Linked DNA regions of Homo sapiens: regions 2 and 3 are each linked to region 1. Evidence: chromatin loops called from intact Hi-C (ENCODE). Cell type or tissue: endothelial cell of umbilical vein. All regions are shown on one strand. Each heading gives the region's core, and the rest is flanking DNA. Links, peaks and the distances in the headings are about the cores only.

What was found. A loop is a pair of places that touch in the nucleus more often than their neighbours do. Peaks named below come from ENCODE experiments on the same cell type or tissue, not always from the same donor. Only the 100,000 strongest peaks of a DNase experiment are listed, where the experiment ranks them.
Region 2: a loop joins it to region 1, with 6 times the contacts of the local background. A loop is called at or near these places in 1 of 110 quality-filtered maps.
Region 3: a loop joins it to region 1, with 6 times the contacts of the local background. A loop is called at or near these places in 1 of 110 quality-filtered maps.

Annotation. Positions count from the first base shown.
Region 1 is chr11:23,201,608-23,208,004 of GRCh38, reverse strand. It overlaps LINC02718 (long intergenic non-protein coding RNA 2718), which reads right to left. Exons shown (of 11, transcript NR_187210.1): 11 at 2,208-5,007. Among named protein-coding and RNA genes, the nearest start is that of MIR8054, 210 kb to the left of the region's middle. In endothelial cell of umbilical vein, for the core only: no CTCF peak of the experiment used is centred there; DNase peaks (open chromatin) are centred at 1,124 and 2,324; H3K27ac peaks cover 2,788 bases.
Region 2 is chr11:23,311,027-23,317,423 of GRCh38, reverse strand. No RefSeq gene overlaps it. Among named protein-coding and RNA genes, the nearest start is that of MIR8054, 100 kb to the left of the region's middle. In endothelial cell of umbilical vein, for the core only: no CTCF peak of the experiment used is centred there; DNase peaks (open chromatin) are centred at 2,713 and 3,043; H3K27ac peaks cover 661 bases.
Region 3 is chr11:23,120,416-23,126,812 of GRCh38, reverse strand. All of the region lies in intron 4 of LINC02718 (long intergenic non-protein coding RNA 2718), which reads right to left. Among named protein-coding and RNA genes, the nearest start is that of CCDC179, 260 kb to the right of the region's middle. In endothelial cell of umbilical vein, for the core only: no CTCF peak of the experiment used is centred there; a DNase peak (open chromatin) is centred at 2,822; H3K27ac peaks cover 473 bases.

The DNA.
Region 1 (6,397 bases), core at 820-4,819:
CCAGATGAAATGAATAGATACATATATATGTGTGTGTATAAATATTTTATATCTAAGTATATATCTATATATATTTTTTAAGAGAAACAGGGGCAAACTAGAATCCACAAAGAAACCTGATTCAAATAGCTAATCATTAAGCAAAAACCAACCAAGATTTTTCTAACAGGTTGAAAATAGCAGAACTAACCAAGATTTTAAAAAATATGTGAATAGTGGAATGTTTATAAAATTTTACTGAAAGTAAAAACACGTAAGAAAATGCCATGGGGGAAAGCCATTGAACTATTTCTATAAGATTACTTAACAGGAAAATTATCTTCACTATACACATCCTTAAATTCATAACAAATTTTATTTAAGCTTATTTAACTTATGTCAAAAGTTAAAATTTTATCATGAATAGTCATATAACTTTATAAGCTTAATTCCAAAAGCCAGCTATTTATCAGGCTGTGGTTTCAGATTGCTGAATATTTTTATATTTTTCTAAAAGAAAGAAATTCTGATTTACTTATCTAATTATGTAACGTGAAGATACAAATAAAGCTCCGGGGCATATCACTTATATGGGCAAGTTCTCAAAAAGTGAACCAGATACAAGCTCCTCAGTTAGTTTTAAAGGTCTTTCATGGCAGGGTCAGGGTCTTAGGCTTCTAAATAGTCTGTGCAGTTCATTAATAGCCTGGCACTTTTGTTGATTAGACACATGATTGTAAAAATCTGCCTGACTGTTGGCATTCCAATATTACCTCTAATCTCAATACAACTTGTAAGATGGATTCTCTTTCTTTTATATTATGAACTGTGGGCAGTTCAAATAGCAATGAAGTAATGTGAAGTAGCAATGAAGTAATAATATGAGTTAAGCAGTATGGGAGCTATGTACATAGAGCTTCATAATCATCCTTTAGACAGTAAGAAGTTCTTTGGGTTTTTTCATTGTATTTACAGACCTGATGCCACTCAGAATAATTATAATAATTTAAACAGATTTATATAGCCAAACTGTCTTAGATTTGTGACTTGGAGGAAGGAATGAAGACATTCAAAATATGATCTATGCCCATTCCCAATTATTCAAAGAATAGAGTAATTCAGTCTTCAGGAGTTACTCAGAGAATGACTCAGAATGACAAACAGATAACCTAAAGATTCAATCTAAGGAAACCTTCCATTATTTAAATTCTCCCACTCTCTCTTTCTCTTTCTGTCTCTATCTTACACACACATACACACACTCACACACACCCACATGCACACTCTTGCTTTCTAGTTTTCTTCAATCATTCAGAAATATTATTCTGAAGGATCTTCCTGACAACCCCTTTAGTTCATACTCTATACTTCAATAGTAAGTTTATTTCATTGTTTCTAAGATTTTTTTGAAAGTTATTCCAGGTTAAATTTTCCTTGATCTAAATATCTATCAGAACCTTACAGACAGTGAGAATCTCTCAAGCATGCACTTGCTTATATTTAACCAGATAATCTCTTTTCAGCTGAAGAAATACAAAGTTTTCAATATTTTATTTTTTTGTACATAACCTTACAATGTCCCATTATTTGAAAGTCAGGATATTAAAAATAGTCTTTCTTTTTAAAGTAACATATTTTGTTTGCAGAATATTATATTTATATATAGTAAATTTAGAAAATATAAAAAAGATTTTAGAAAAGAGAGCCTTTTGCAATCTCACCACTCTAAAAGCCTATTAGAAATTATTTTAAGCTATTCTCCAAAATGGGATCACTTTTAGTAACTCTTAAAATGCTTTGTGAATAAATGAATGTATGTCAATTCACTTATATATTTGTAAAATTATCAAAATAAGTCAAGTTCTGAAGGTAGATTAAATAAAGGACCATTTGATTGTGAAATGTATAATTCACATTTAACAGGCTTCCACATTGCAGAGGGTGGTAATGAGACTCAGTCTATCAGGTTAGTACATTTGGATTGACAATTTAGTTCCAAATTAGAATCCTGATTGCCAGTAATCTCAGGCAAATGAACCTTAGAGAAAACAACATTATCTTATTTGAGGTTCTACCTAATCTCTCTGGGAAATTTTTCAATGAACTTAGTTTTCAGTATATGACTACTTCATAACTTTATAATATACTAACATTGACCTTATTAAAATATTTGTAATCATAGAGCTTTGAAACAGTAGGAGATAGAGCCTGAGATCTAAGAGAAAAGGTTAGTTATATGTGTTTTTATTTAAAACATTTCTTAATGTATTCCCATTATGTGAAACTTCCCCCAAAAAGTCATAGGTTACATGAGTCATACAGTAAAGAGCTGAATTTATGTTCCTTATCATTTATTTCATGAATCAGTCAGAAATTAATTTTACCAAAAACAAGAATGTTCAACAGATGCTACTGTGTGATAAGAGTCTACTTCTCAAATTAATTATCATGAACACTGAAAGTGCTTCAGGAATACAACTGCCTAGTTCTATAATTTCCTGGCTACTGATAAAAATTTTCAATGTATTTTATTAGGAAAAGTAATACATTAATATATTTTAAAGTAAAATATGGTTTTTACTGTCTTGCATATTGCAATTCAAGTCACAACTGCTGGTTTCTCATGCAAGTCAGTCACCCAAGGTAATATAATGTGATTGATGTAATCAGAATGGTTTGCTTATAAGGATGACATGTCCTCTTGAGAATTTAAGCTTTGGTGAAATATGTTGGCAGTAAGCACTTCCCTTACAGATAAAACTTTTTCTTTAAAAACATTCTAACTGTATAAATTTCTAGTTGAAAAATAGAAAAGTTGAAAAGTTTTTCTATTTAGAAAGTTTTTTTCTTTCTAATGCCAAGTTTAAATGTATTATCTAAAGTTTTTGCAATTGTAGCTCAAATAATAAACCATTCTTTAAATTTCACTGTAAACTAAAAATATGATACTTTCATTAAGGAAAGCAACCTATCCTCAAAAAGTATGCATTCTAAATCTATTCTTATAATTTACAATACTAAAATGCAATATCTGAATGATCTGAAGTTTATAATGCTTGTGAAATAAATTGTAAGTTATGGGACAGGGAAAATTAATGAGTCCTCAATAAAACTTCAGATTTTTCCAAAAGCATGCTCTGGAAAATCCTGTATTTGCTTTTGTGACATAATTTAGTGAAGTACCAATGAAGTAATGATATGAGTTAACTAGTATCTAATACACATGGCCAGACATATTTTATCCTACAAATTTGCTTTTGCAATATTCTATAAATACCTTTTTTCTTTCTACGCATTATTGTAATGAAGCACCAAAACCAAAATTACATGCACATTTCCAAATGCTAAGGGTGAAATACAATATACAACTTTACACAATTCGTTTTAATCAGAGGATGAACACAGTTCCATGGAAAAGATCTTTCACTGTTCACATGTTCATCTGTTTCTCCTTATGCTTCATAAAGCAATCATTCTGTGAAGCACTCTTCTTTCTGCATGGTTCTAAAGCTAATAAATTAGCACAATTAATCAGTTATACAGCTCTTGACACAAAGGAGGAAAAAATACACAAGTATATATTACCTGTCTTATACTAACAAAGCATTTTAAAATGAAACCTGAATAAATTGATTCACTGCCTAGAATTCTATGGTATTTGCACAATCAAACTGTTTATCTGGAAAAATTATTATATATGACAAAAGCAAAGGAGAGTTATCAACTTTATTTATTGGATATATTTTTATCATTTCAAAAGGAAAACATACAAAACTAAAAGCAAATTTAAGACATATCAACTACATCTTTTCTTTATTTTGATGTCTATGTTTCCTCTTTTAAATATGCCCCATTTGAGCTTAATAATGATTTCATGCTTAATGCATTTTTAGTCATTCTTTCAACATAGCTAGTAATTACCAACATCTCTAACGGTTAACAACAGTAATTTTATCATTTAGGAGCTCATAATTAATCCGCACTGCAGCCTTGAACTTGTGGCCTCAGCCTTCCAAAATGCTACTAGGATTACAAGAGCATGCCACCATGCCCTAATTTCACATTCATAACCTGCCAAAATTAAAGTTATTGGGATGTATTTTTATATTTTTAATTACATGGAGATGGAAATTTCAGATCATCAAGAGAGAGAGGGTCACAGGATCCTTAGAGTGTCGCTTCACCAACTGGAAACCTCTAGAGCTGGTGGCACCTCTGCTTGAGTTTTACTCACACTGGCTGGCTTGTTCAGCCCACTCAGCCCAGCAGGCTGCACTTGGTTCATGCTTCTGGCCCGGATCCCATGCCTGCTAAAGGGCAAGCCAGGCACGGAGGGGCAAAAGGTGTGTAAGCAAGCAAGCACAGGTCTGGCCACTGTGCTCAGCCAGGAATTCTCATTTCTGTAGCGGGGGGGCAGCTTCAGGCACCAGCACAGGTGCCAGCTCTGTGCAAGGCTGTGGCTGGACCACACGTACAATAAGCAGCTTCTGCTGCGGGCACCAGCATCTTGACAAAGAGAATGCAGTGACACTCAAAAGCTTGGAGACACCAGGAACCCCAGAGCCCCAAAGAGGGTGTTACAGCATGGCACATTCCTGGCTTGGGGAGCCCTGAGTTCTGGGATCCCAGCAGGGTGACAGCTCTTCCCTCCTCAACCCTTGCAGCATGGCAAGAGTTGGGGCATGTTTCAGCCCATTTGTCTAACAGCTTTTTCAGTCCCACCACCCCACTCTGGCCCACACCTCCTGGGCTGGCCTGGCCCCACTGTTGCTTCCCATTGTGTGGGCCAGTCGCCTGGTGCCAGCAAAGAGCAAGAGGGATACAGTTTTACAGCAGCTCTGCCTGGGAAATGCTAAGGTCTGGGCCGCCAGAAGGGTTGCCACTCTTCACTCCCACAGTCTGGGAGCATGTCACCATCTGCAGTTTAGCCAGCTGGCCAGGAACATGATACAGCTCCTTTTGCTCCCATCATTCAGCGGGTCCCAAGTTCTTGTCCCATGTCCAGGAAGAATGAGGTTACACAGACAACTGGAGGATAAGCAAGGTGGAGAAGAGCTTTATTGGATGGCCAAACAGCTATCAGAGGAGAGAAGACCCAAAGTGGATAGCTCCTATCTACAGGCAGTTAATCACAAGGAGCGTAGAGGAGACCTGAAGTACACAGCTCACATCCTCAGGCAGGTAGTCCCAATGAGTGCCTGAGTTGGCTGAGTCTGGGGTTTTTATGGGCTCAGAATAGAGGAAGTACATGCTGATTGGTCCATGGGCAAGAGACAGTGCATGCTGATTGGTCCATGGGTGGCCATGGGCAGGACTAAAATAAGCACCATTTAATCAGCCAAAAGTCTTAAGGAAGTTCTCACTCCAGATTGCTGACTCCACCCAGAACTGGCAGTTCAGCCCCCAGGCTTCAGAACATCTTTGGCTTTAAGGTGGGGGTTCACCAGGGACCCACCCCTTCCCCCCCAAGGGACCTGTCTGCCTCCTGCCTGCCATCAACATACTGTCTGTGGTGCCCATGCTGTCCACACTGAGAGGTGCCTGCAGGCCTATGCTGAGCCACTCTCAGCCCCCTGGCCTCCCTTTTGGGCTCACTGGAGCCCAAAGTTTGGAGGAGACCGACGTAGCAAGGGCTGGTGTGTCAGTGCTGCCTCAAGTGCATACACACCCAGCCAGGTCACACCAGCACCCAGGCTTGGCCACAGCTTTGCTCTGCACCAGGATGGGTGCCAGGAGAGGTCAGGGAGGAGTAGGCACTTCTGAGCTTGTGGGAGCAGGGAGCTTCCTGGGCTCCTGAGAGTGCAGGGATGCCCAGGTCCAGAGCTGTGTCTGGGCAGCTGCAGCTGCACCCAGGAGCAAGGGGCTCCCACCCCACCAACTCGGTAGGGTATGGGGCTCCTACTTGAATCACCTGTTCCCAGCCCAGTTCCCAGAGCATGCAGCCCTGGCCATGCCTCCCCTGCTACTGCTGGCATCCTCACAGCAGCTGCTCCAGATGGGCTGCTACCACCATCAAGAGGACAAACAATGAAAATATTCCCCTGTCTCTTTGTCCCTCCTTAAATCCAAGTCCAAGCAATATTCAGCTATTACCTTGGTAATCCCAGCCCCCACATGGTCAACAATTTAATTGACTGTGTTTTCCCTTCCCCAGTGAACATTAAGCTCCATGAAGGCAGAGACCCTATCTGTATATAGTGCCTCTTTATACCAAGGCTAATATTAGCTTATTCAGTATTAGGAATCAGTTGGCATAGGCTTATAAAATTATACCTAATTATATAAAAATTCCAAAGCTTATTTGCTGGGGATTTATTGCTCTTTCTCACTAAGGTAGCATAATTTTCCATCAAATGAAACAAAACAAGAATAATCTGTATGAAACTGGCCTAGAATAAAAGGTTAGGTGGTCACATTT
Region 2 (6,397 bases), core at 847-4,846, 110 kb before region 1:
ATCTCAATAGATGCAGAAAAAGCCTTTGACAAAATTCAACAACCCTTCATGCTAAAAACTCTCAATAAATTAGGTATTGATGGGACGTATTTCAAAATAATAAGAGCTATCTATGACAAACCCACAACCAATATCATACTGAATGGGCAAAAACTGGAAGCATTCCCTTTGAAAACTGGCACAAGACAGGGATGCCCTCTCTCACCCCTCCTATTCAACATAGTGTTGGAAGTTCTGGCCAGGGCAATTAGGCAGGAGAAGGAAATAAAGGGTATTCAATTAGGAAAGAGGAAGTCAAATTGTCCCTGTTTGCAGACGACATGATTGTTTATCTAGAAAACCCCATTGTCTCAGCCCAAAATCTCCTTAAGCTGATAAGCAACTTCAGCAAAGTCTCAGGATACAAAATCAATGTGCAAAAATCACAAGCATTCTTATACACCAACAACAGACAAACAGAGAGCCAAATCATGAGTGAACTCCCATTCACAATTGCTTCAAAGAGAATAAAATACCTAGGAATCCAACTTACAAGGGATGTGAAGGACCTCTTCAAGGAGAACTACAAACCACTGCTCAATGAAATAAAAGAGGATACAAACAAATGGAAGAACATTCCATGCTCATGGGTAGGAAGAATCAATATCGTGAAAATGGCCATACTGCCCAAGGTAATTTACAGATTCAATGCCATCCCCATCAAGCTACCAATGACTTTCTTCACAGAATTGGAAAAAACCACTTTAAAGTTCATATGGAACCAAAAAAGAGCCCGCATTGCCAAGACAATCCTAAGCCAAAAGAACAAAGCTGGAGGCATCACACTACCTGACTTCAAACTATACTACAAGGCTACAGTAACCAAAACAGCATGGTACTGGTACCAAAACAGAGATATAGATCAATGGAACAGAACAGAGCCCTCAGAAATAACGCCGCATACCTACAACTATCTGATCTTTGACAAACCTGAGAAAAACAAGCAATGGCGAAAGGATTCCCTATTTAATAAATGGTGCTGGGAAAACTGGCTAGCCATATGTAGAAAGCTGAAACTGGATCCCTTCCTTACACCTTATAGTATTTAAATTTTAAAAGTAAAAGTAAAATTAAAATTGAGTGTATTAGTCGAAGTATCTCTAGGTAAGAATCTTTGATAACTTAAGAGGAATTTATATGATTATTCAAACTATATTAAGAAATTAATTCTGATGTCTGTCTGCACAAAAATATTATTGCTTACACTTACCCACTGGTGACATCATTGTAAAATGGCTAAATGAATTTTTACCCATCTGAATTTGTTTAGGATGGCCTGGTTTAAAAGATAGCCTGGTGGAATACCAGGAAATTAACTGAGGTAAAACAGGGAGGGAGCTTTCTTGTGGCCACTTGAGAGGGATTTTCTGCAGCACTAACAAGTCTTTGCCGTAACTCTGGGACTTAGGAACATCTTAGGAACCTTTAAGATGTTCCAACATCAGTCTAAGTGACCACGAATAAGGTACAAAAAAGAAGAGATCCATGAGATCGCTGATTAGAGATGTGTCATTGAATTGATATGCCATGTGTAAATAACCATCCAAGTGGGAAAGGGGACAACCTGGGCCTCTGGCCTACGATGCACTCAAGTGTAACAATCGCTTTTGCTTAGAGTGCAGACTGAGTATTTAATCCATTCCATCCAGGCATTTGCATCTTGAGATCCTGGCTCAATTGCTAAAGTAAGCTTTAAGTCTTTTTACTTGTACAATGGACACTTTGGTTTTGTTATTGGATAAACAGTGGATCTCAATATACACGCAAGATGTTTTGTCACAAAGTAGATGCCTAGAATCACAGACATCCATTTGCAATCAAATGCTGAAGTGCGTGGTATAAAGGTGGTGAAAGAGCCTCCCCAGGAATTCCAAAATATCCACCCAGTTGGTCCAGAAAGCTCCATCAGAGAGTCAGCTGCTTCTCATTATGTGTGACGACATGACCTTTTCTGGAAACTCTAACAATAAAATATTCAGACTCTGGCAGACCCTGTTTTATGTTATAATTTATTTATTTTGCTTTCAAAATGTATTGTTCCTTGAAAAGTAAATAAAATATATTAATTTTATTTTTTTCTTTTTATGTTTTTAATGTGATTCCTAAAAAATTTTTAATTACATATATGGCTTGCATAGTATTTTTAATAGGTGGTACTGCTTTTCAACCAGCATAGTTTTATTTTTTCTTATTAGAAAGTCCAAAATTTTGCTCACATTTAAGGGCTTATTAAGTACTGTTCTATTAATAATTGTGCATAAGTATATGTATGAATTTGTGTGCTTTCATACTAGTTTATTAAAAAGTATTCTGTTTATCCAACTTTCCAAGTACAGATAGAATACAAGGCAATACTGCATCCAACATGATATTTTCACCTGTCTATTTACTGCCTTCTTAATTACATTTAAAACATAATAGTAGCCTTTGAAATTCTTTTTAGCTAGTGGAACAAATAATAATGCAATCTGTGTAAGAATTTATGCCCCTCATATTTATGATTTGTCTTCAGGGGTCCATGATGGGACATAAAGGATGGAAAGGAAGGGTGACAATAACCATTGTCAAATATTTCCCATCTGCCTTGGTTACGTAGACACATTTCCTGAATAGATCAGTCTGCCAAGGAAAATATATATTCAGACATACTCTGGCATGATTTAAATTGTCAATTTCTTTCTAAAGTCCTTCTAACCATTTAATTATAAACAAAGGGCTTGAATTTTTATGAAATTTATAAATGAAACAAAACTAATTCAGAAGAAAGTTTACCTGCAGATGGAAATCTATGAGAGCCCGATAAAATATGTACTCTAATATATTCAGTTATCTCTCACAAATGCCTCTGCAGAAATCTCTGAGACATGATTGTTTGTACTGTTTCTTATTTTTCTATTATTGTCATGTTTTCTTATTCATCGACTCTTCTGGTCTCAGGAAATGCAAACTAACCAACAGGATTGCTCCAACAATATTCTCGTGACCCTTGAAAACAGCCTACGTTTAATAGACCAATTCCTATTTCTGAACCAACTTTTCCCTCATGTGTTGAGATAACATCAGAGAAGTAGGAAATGAACAATGGCAAAAAAAAAAAAAAGTGCTCTTGTATTCCCTAGAGGAAATATTACTCTAATTTACAAGCTTGAAGTCAAGATTTGGCTGTTAATCTGGTATAAAAATTTACTACCTGCATCAACCAAAAGTAATGGAAAATTTTCAGCCTTCATTTCTTCCCTGGGCCTGGATCACAATCAAAATTAATCTAATAAGCATAGCCATAAAATTGAATCATCTAATACTAGATGCTCCCCATAATATTCTTCAATATTTATTACACATTCATTTCTCCAGAAATAATGCTCTGATAAGTATGATTTGATTTACAGAAAATAGCTCTAACTGTAATATTTTAAAATAAATCACATTTAGTGATTATTAAAATATGATTGTAAAATAATTGATAGTCAGTAGAACTTAGAAATGAATTAACTATTTGTGTTATTATCTCCGCCCAGAATTTGAGAGTGTAATAGAACACTGATTATATACTTAAAATACATCTGTCATAGGTAAAATTTTAAGGTGATCACCAATAATCTACACCATTAAATAAGCTCCTTTCCTTGAGTGTGGGTGAGACCTGTGAACACAATAAGGTTATTTTACGTTATATGACTAAAATGAAGGAATTTTTCAGATATAATTAAGGTCCCCAATCAGTTAAATTTAGTTCATCAAAGGGATGTTATAAGTTGGTTAATGGGTAAAAACTACAGTTAGAAGTCATAAGTTCTAGTGTTCTACAGCACAGTAGAGTGACTATGGTTAACAACAATGTATTGCATGTTTCAAAATAGCCAGAAAAGATTTGAAATGATCCCAACACAAAGAAATAATAAATGTTTGAAGTAGTGGATATTCTAATTAACCTAATTTGATCATCGCACATTGTAGGCATATATCAAAACATCACACGTACTTCATAAATATGTACAATTATGACATATCAATTAAAAAGGGAAGATTGCCTTGTATGAGCCTGACCTAATTGGGCTCTTTGAAAAAGGGCTTTGGACTTTTCTGAGCTCAGAGTTTGGAAGCAACAGAAACTCTCTCTTTTTCTCTTGCTAGCTTTAAAGAAATAAACCACGAAGAGGTCAGTTGCTGCAAGGAAATGAATTCTGCAAACAACCACAAGAACCTGGAAGAAGATCTTAGGCCTTAAATGAGACCACAACCCCAGCAGACACCTTGATTACAGCATTAGGAAACCCTGAGCAGAGACCCAGCAACACCATACCTAGACTTCTAATCTATAGAAACTGTGAGATAATACATTTATATTTTTAAACCATTAGTTTTGTCATGATTGTTATGTAGCAGTAGGAAACCAAAACAGGATCAAAAGACTTTTTCTTTTAAAGCAACCTCCTTAAACCTGGAAAAAAAACACAAATATTCCACCTAATTTTTTCCTGAAAATCCTTTCTAAATATGTTGTATGTTTGTTCCAAATCTCTGGATTTTCTGAGACTTAAAGACACAGGAGTTAGAAGTAGCTTTTTCCTTAGATTCTCCACAAGCAAGACTCTCAAAGGTAAAGATCTCAATAACCCGTCTGATACTAGTGAGGTTGCCTAGCAACCATCTCACTCCACCACCCTGGAGCTGCTGAGCGCATCAGTTTCAAGGGCAACTAAATCTCAGATCAATAATTAAGACAGAAAATGAAGATAAAAGGAGAAAATTTTAGTGGAGTACGCCATGGGTAAATAGGATTCAGATATTAAAAGACAAAATTACTGCATAGGGCCTCTTATTTATTTTCTTTACTGAAACACATGTATGCAAAAAAACTTCAAAGAAAAAAATTCATCATTACCAACCTCACAAATATTTTTGAGCTAACCATGAAAAATGGTCACCCAGGAGAAGCTATGTGTTGATACAGGACTGAAAATAGCTTAAAAAATCATCTAGCTCATTCCATGCCCATTTTTAATGTAGGAAAATAAGAAAAATAAATAAAGCAAAGGCAAGAAGCAAATAAAAAAGTTTAGAAAACATAAAACCAAAAATAGTAAATGACTTATTCAAGATGCAACAAGGGTTAGGAACTTAGTTGTTACTAGAACCCACAACTTCAGATGACAGCCTTATACTCAAGTATTATGCTATGGTTGAAAAACCACGGGATTGGGAGAGGATAAACTGAGTGGGCCTTCCAGCCCTACCACTTCCTGATGATATCATCTGGAAAAAATTTCCTGTTGATTTTAAAGTTTAATTTACTCATCAATAAAAATCTGGATAATCTCTTAAGCAATTATAGTTATCGTTAGCCAATTTGTACAAATAAAATGAACTCCTGAAACATGTTAAATACTTACTATTTTCGTCTTTTTTAACCTTGAGAATTGAGATGATGTTCTTTAGACAGTTTTTTGCTTTGTTTGCTTTTTTTTTTTTTTCAGCTGTCGAAGTCACTTGAGCAGAGTGAATTCTAGGTAAGTACTTCTTAGGGTTGTATAAATAGTCAGTGAAAGAATAATCATGTATCGAGTGCCATTTACCATTCAGGGAATTTTTGCTTAATCCATAAAAGAATTTGAGCATCTCAAAATAATATAATATAAAATGTTAAACTGAATGAGACCATGTAATTTTCCTCAGAAATAAAGTTTTAAAAATTTTATTAAAAATAGTATCACAGGGCCAAGTATGGTGGCTCATGCCTGTAATCTCAATACTTTGAGAGGCCAAGGCACAAGAGTCACTTGAACTCAAGAGTTCAAGACCAGCCTGAGCAACATGGTGAAACATCGTCTTTATCAAGAATACAAAAGATTAGCTGGGCATGGCGGCATGTGCCTGTGGCCCCAGCTACTTGGGAGGCTGAGGTTGGAAGATCGCTTGAGCCAAGGAGGCATAGGTGGCAGTGAGCCTGAGTTTGCACCACTGCCCTCCACCTGGGCAACATAGTGAGATCCCATCTCAAAAATAAAAAAATTAAAAAATTAAAAAATCACAGGCAGTTTGCAGTCACTCATGTCTGTTAGGTCCCAGCGCTTTGGGAGGCTGAGGCAGGCAGATCATTTGAGCCTAGGAGGCAGAGGTTTCAGTGAGCCAAAATTGCGCCATTACACTCCATCCTGGGCAACAGATTGCAAATCTGTCTTAAATAATAATAGTAATAATATCACCGACTTCATTTACTACTTAATTTAAATGCTCATCAAATATATTTAAATAATGTATTTTACCTAGCAATGACACATTAGAAAGAAATCTTTAGAGGCATAATTAGCAATACTATTTTAATGAGAAAACCATATAACATCTTACAAATTTATAT
Region 3 (6,397 bases), core at 847-4,846, 81 kb after region 1:
ACTTTACAAGACTAGCAGAAAATACATTCTGATATTCTAAGAAACCAAACTACTTCAAACTCCAAAAATTAGAAAAGAGAAGTCCAAAGCAATTTTGCTTCTTGACACCTTAGTATGTGGCCTTTTTGCTCCCATCCTCTGAAAGGCGTTAGGTTTTTCACATTATTCTCAGTGTTAGGAACATCCACAATGGTATGTTTGCTTTAGTATGATTTTATGTTTTCATATTTTTTCATCGTTTTGTGAGCCCTTTCAATCTAGAAAGTCATGTTCTTAAGTCCTAAAATGTTTCTTAAATTATTTTGTTAGTAATTTTTGCTGATTTGTTTCTGCAATGTATATTTTCCATCTTATTTTTTACATCTTTGTCCTCCACAATTTTGTTTCTATTTCATTTTTTGCATAAACTTCTAGTGAATGCATGACATTTCAAATATATTGCTTCACTGTAAACTACTGGGCACGAAGAAACATGTAAGAGTTGGAAGAATTCTTAGAATTCAAGAATTTCAACTTTTTAAAAATGTTTGCTAGTTTCTCTCATGCCCTTGTAAATGGTTACCCAGCCACTTAAAGCATGCCCTTAAATCTACAAATTATGGACTGTTATAATTGTTACACCAAACGTAACTCCCAGGACATTTACTATTTGATTGATTTACTTATGCTGATTGATTGTGAAAGCCTTTTGAGTATTTAAAGATAGATAGGTTCTCCCATGTTTTTCCAGATAAAACCTAAATATCCACATTTTTTTTTTTTTTTTTTTTTTACTATTTTAAAAGGATATGTCATGGATTCCAGGGCCTTCGCTATCCCCCAAAGGAGTCCCTGACTGGTAATATTCACTTATTATCTGCTGGCAAGTGTCAGTATCAGTCCTCCAGAAATGGGCTGATCTTGGGGTAGAGCACAGGATTATTTGCTTTGCATTGGACATAATACTTAAAAGTATCCAACCCAAGTAACATTAAATTGTATAGGAATTCATTGTATTGTTGACTTATTTTGAAAGTTATTTTATTTTTTCATATATGCACCTACCATCCCCCCAACAGTTCTAAAAAATGATATGCTCCCACTTTACAGATGAGAAAACTGACAATCGATGCTGTTATTAAACATTTTCCACATGTGCCATAACTACTAAGACAGAAGATGTGAAATCTGGTTTGTCTATATCTTTGCGGTAGAAACTGTCTTACAATTCTTCTTTTCTCTCTTCTTCTCTCCCATTTCTTTTTTTATTCATTTATTTAGGACAACTATGGGACATAAATCAGATAATAACTAGTGGTCAGTCAAGTAAAATATGAAGTAACTTTCCAAATTTATAATCTGACAAAGAGGCCCACCATGGCTGATGTCTGTAGCCACAAAATAAACTCTCACAGCATTTCATTCTTGATCTATATGTAGGCTCACAAATGAGTGTGATGTTCAGGGACTGATTATTCTTATTTAGCAGTGATATTGCTCTTTTCAGTCAACATTCTGTACTATGCCACTTATCTATATGACCTTGGCTGGCCATCTGGGTACTCTTGCATAATCCAGTAAATAAATAAGCTTGGGAAAGTCATACATAATTTAACATTATGAAGTACAGTTGTGTGTCTTCTTGGCAGCAAATTAGCACAATTGGGTTCTTTGTTGACATTTCTTGGCTGTTACTGAATTTCTTTACGTATCACTACTCCAACTTCCTGCTTGTTTTTTGTTTTTCCTAAAGTGCTCTTTTCTGTTGAGACTCCTCTACTACATAGGATAACAATGAACAAGGAAGATTTACTGGTCTTTCAATGTTACCTTTATGTTTGATTACCCTTGAAAATACCTCTGGACATGGTTGAACTTTCCCTATCCTGTGAGCAGTGACCATGTGAAGCTACAAAGCATGAGTAAAATGGCCACATATTTTATCTTCCACACCAGGATACTTTGAAGAGTAATAGGGTATTATATTTCCATAAAATAGGGCAATAAATGTAAACTGAAAACTGGGGTTTATGGTAACACAACGTGAAGAAAAGAGGTTACACGTTGGTTTCAGACATGGATTTGAATCCTAGGTTTTTCATTTATCAGCTGTGGTACTTTATGAACATTACTTGAATTCTCTAGGACTCAGATTCGTTACCCAAGATTAGAATAACAACCAGGCTCATCATAAATACAAGAATCAAATGAGATAAAATGCTTCAAATAATTTATAGAACAGAAAAAAAGAGAGTTATTAAATGTAGTTATTTTGGTTACTGTTATTTGTATCCTGAGTACTTAGAACAGTGTCTGACACATGGTAGGTTTTCAATTAAGATATATTACATAAATTAATGAAAGAATAAATGAATGAACAAATACATCAAACTGAATTACTGTTGGAATTAAATAAAAGCATGGCTATCTTTTATGACAATTCTATTAGTCATAGAGGGGCTGGTACAAATTTAGAATGTACTAGGAAATAAGCCAGACATAAAGAAAGTGCAAAAGAAATCCAAATTAATATTTTTCAGCAGAAAATTAATTCATTTTAAAATATATTTTTAAATTAATCTACTTTATTTCTAAATGGATTTAAAACCTCAGGACAATTATAATTGTGATTTCTATTTATTTAAGCATGTAAAAGAATTTTTCTTCATTTGATTATTGAATATTTTTGCTTTATTACTTTTATCATTTAAAAGATGTGCTAATCAGGATAAGCTAACTTATCTTGCTTTAACAAATAAACACATAAATCATTATGTTAACACAACAAAGGTTTATTTATCACGCATGTCTAGTGCACAGTGGCCTGGATGACTCAGCAGGGCAATCGTCCTCTGTAAAGTAACTATGTGACCCAAGATGCTTACATCCTGTGGCTCCCCTGTCTCCACATGAAAATTACTCTCTGATCACTGTGCAAAGGGAAGAAAGAGAGCTGGAAATGTTCACCCCAGGAAACAAATGCTTCAGCATGAAAATGTCCTATGTCGCTTCTATCACAGGCCATTGGACAAAACCAGTCAAATGATCTCACCTGGCTGCAAAAGGACTGAGAAGCACAAACCTCTCAAATGTCCATAGGCTCAGACAGACCATCAAAATGTTTGAGCACTGGAAGTCTTTACCACAGATGTCTTATCACGGATGTTAAAGAAAAATATAAAGAAAACACTTAATTCTAATACCACACCAAGGTGTTTGTGAATTAATTTCTTTCTTCATTCAGGTGCTCATGGTGCACCATGCATAACTAGTGTTGTCACAATCTGCTTTTTTATTTCTTTAATATTACACCATAATATGCATATAACCCCTACATTCTTGAGAATTATAATTCTAAGAGTTGTATAATATTACATCCTGTTAAAGAACTAAAGTTTATTAAATATAAATAATAAGCTTGTTTTTAGTTTTAAGCTATTATAGTTTTGGAAAAATATTTGAAATACTTAAGAAAAAATAGAAAATGATTAGAACTGTGTGATTGTGAGAGTGGGGTGAAAGAAAAAAAAACCCAGAAAACTCAAACCAGTGATGAGGCACTTCAATAATCTAAGCAAGCAGCAATGAGATACAGAACTATAATCATGCTGAAATAAATTGGTCACTGAAGCAGTAGACTTTATTGAACTTAGCAAATGTTTAAATATGGAGAGTCAAAAGCAGAAATAAGCTGAAGACACTTTGGTAGTGCTAGGCCTTCATGTCGAGTGATAACATTATTACAGTGAAAGATGTTGTGAGAAAGAGCCAACTGACATTTGATTGTGAACCTACAGGGTTTAGCCTTTCTAATTGACATTGTGTGTGTGTGTGTGTGTGTGTGTGTGTGTGTGTGTGTGTTTTGGCCACTCACTGGGTGAATATCTATTCACATGGTTTTCTTTCAGGAACACATTTCTATATTTCTTCCCCACTCTTAGTGATTAGTTTCTAGTGAGAATGATGCCATACACAGCTCTAAAATGAAGGCTCATTTGAGGGAATTAGTACTTTCCATCCTCTTGCCACAGGGATGAGAGGCCAAGTGGAGTCCATTGAGAAGCAGATTCACTTTTCCCACTAGATTTTAGACTTTAAGAAGGCAGGTCACAGCGATTCTAGACCCAGCTTTATGAATTTCATATTTTCATAAATTAAATTACAGGAAAAATGTGTTTCTATTTACTTTCTAAGATCCATTTTAGACACACCTACAAAATAAGCAACTGAAATTCAGACACAGTTTTCTTTTGAGAGGACAAACTGATTTCTCTCTCTCTCTCATGAGTACACACAAATTTCATTATTTTTATTATCTTTAAAATATAACGTACATAATTTTAAGAAGTATTTAAATAAATAACACGTTTTATTTTAAAACTTAAAGTCCTGTACCTCTCTCCATTCCCATTTTCTCACTTATTTCCATCTCTCCCGATGCAACATTTTCAGCTTTCTTCTCTGAATTTTGGTTTACAATTTAATTTCATGTCTCTAAATAATTACATTGTATTGTTACTTCTTGATTTTACACCAATAAGTAATGGCTATTGATTTATTACTATAATTAAGTAACTATTTTGCTATTTTTCCTGTTTCCATTGCTACAAAAAGCACTTTCTTTCCCATCTTTTATATCCTAATCTCAGTTAAATAAATGTGCAACTTTTAGATTATTTTTGAATATGTGTGTTGGCTCAGACTGCCTTAAGAAAGAGCGACAGAGAGCGAGTGAGTCTGGTGTCTTGTCCTCTCTTTATAAGGGCACTATCCTTATTAGATTAGAGTCTGTGTTAATCTGTTTTGTGTTGCTATAAAGGAATATCAGAGGCTGGGTAATTCATAAAGAAAAGAGGTTTATTTGGCTCACTGTTCTGCAGGCTGCACAAGAAGCACAGTGTCAGCATCTGCTTCTGCTGAGAACCTCAGGAAGCTTTCAATCATGGCAGAAGGAATACAGGGAGCAGACGTGTCTTATGGTGAGAGGGGGAGCAAGAGAGAATGAAGGGACGGGTGCCACCTCTTTTAAGCATCCAACTTTTGTATGAATTAATAGAGTGAGAGCTAACTCATTACCACAGAGAGAGCACAAAGCCATTCCTGAGGGATCCACCCCCATGACCCAAAAACCTTTCACTAGGCCCCACCTCCAACATTGGGGATCACATTTCAACATGAGAGTTTGGGGTGACAAATATCCAAACTAAATCAGAGCACCACCCTTATGGTCTTATTTAAACTTAATTCTCTCCTAAAGGCTCCATCTCCAAATACAGTCATACTGGAGGTTAGAGCTTCAATATATGCATTTGGAGGGGCTGGAGGGGTGGTATTCAGTCCTTAGTTATATGTAAACAGTGCTCACAAATAGTCATGTAGTAAACTATGATTACTTTTCTCATGAGTGTTTCCTTCGCCTTGGATTTTTTGTTTATTTGTTCCCTGGTTCATTTTCCTCTGAACTATACTTCAGCTGCAAATGCTTTGCCACTGTTTAAATCACCTCTAAAGACACAGGCATTGTATCTATTTCATCATTCCTAAGACTTCAGGACATGGATCACCACCTAGATTTAAGACATGTTTCTGGCAGAGACATCTGAAGGCCAGGTGGTTCTCCATGAAGAAGAATTTCTTCTTTCTTGTGCCAGGTATTTTCTTTACCATTCTTTGGCACTGGAGCCCTTGTTTCCTAAATCCCATGTCTTCCCTTCCTCTTTTTTTTTTTTTTTTTCTTTTGCTTTCTACTTCACTTTAGTGAAATATTTTCCAGAAAGAGGGAGCAGGGCAGATACAATTTGTAAAATACAGCCTGTTGATCCTATTTCAATCCAATACATCATTGATGGTTTCTTCATATATCAGATTCTATTTTGGAAATTACATTAAATGGGAATTTCGGAATTTTGAACACACAGCACATTTTTTTTTGCTTTCCATTGCTTGAGATGAGAAGTTTGAAGCCAATCTGACTTCTCATCTTTAGTGTGTTGCCTATCCCCAACAAATCATTTTTTCATCTCTTTAAGCATCTAGGATTTTCCTCTGGTTTTCAGATTGTGAAAATTTAAGTTTATTTTCTTTTTTTTTTTCTTTCTATCTTTTTTTTTTTAGAGATGAAGTCTTTCTCTGTCACCCAGGCTGGAGTGCCAGTGACACAATCTCGGCTCACTGCAGCCTCCACCTCCAGGGTTCCAGTGATTCTCCTGCCTCACCCTCCCGGGTAGCTGAAATTACAGGCACACACCACCATGCCCGGCTAATTTTTATATTTTTAGTAGAGACAGGGTTTTACCCTGTTGGCCAGGCTGGCCTTGAACTCCTGACCTCAGGTAATCCACCAGCCTCGGCCTCCCAAAGTGCTAGGATTACAGGTGTGAGCCACCATGCCCAGCCAACTTTATTTTCATAGTAGATC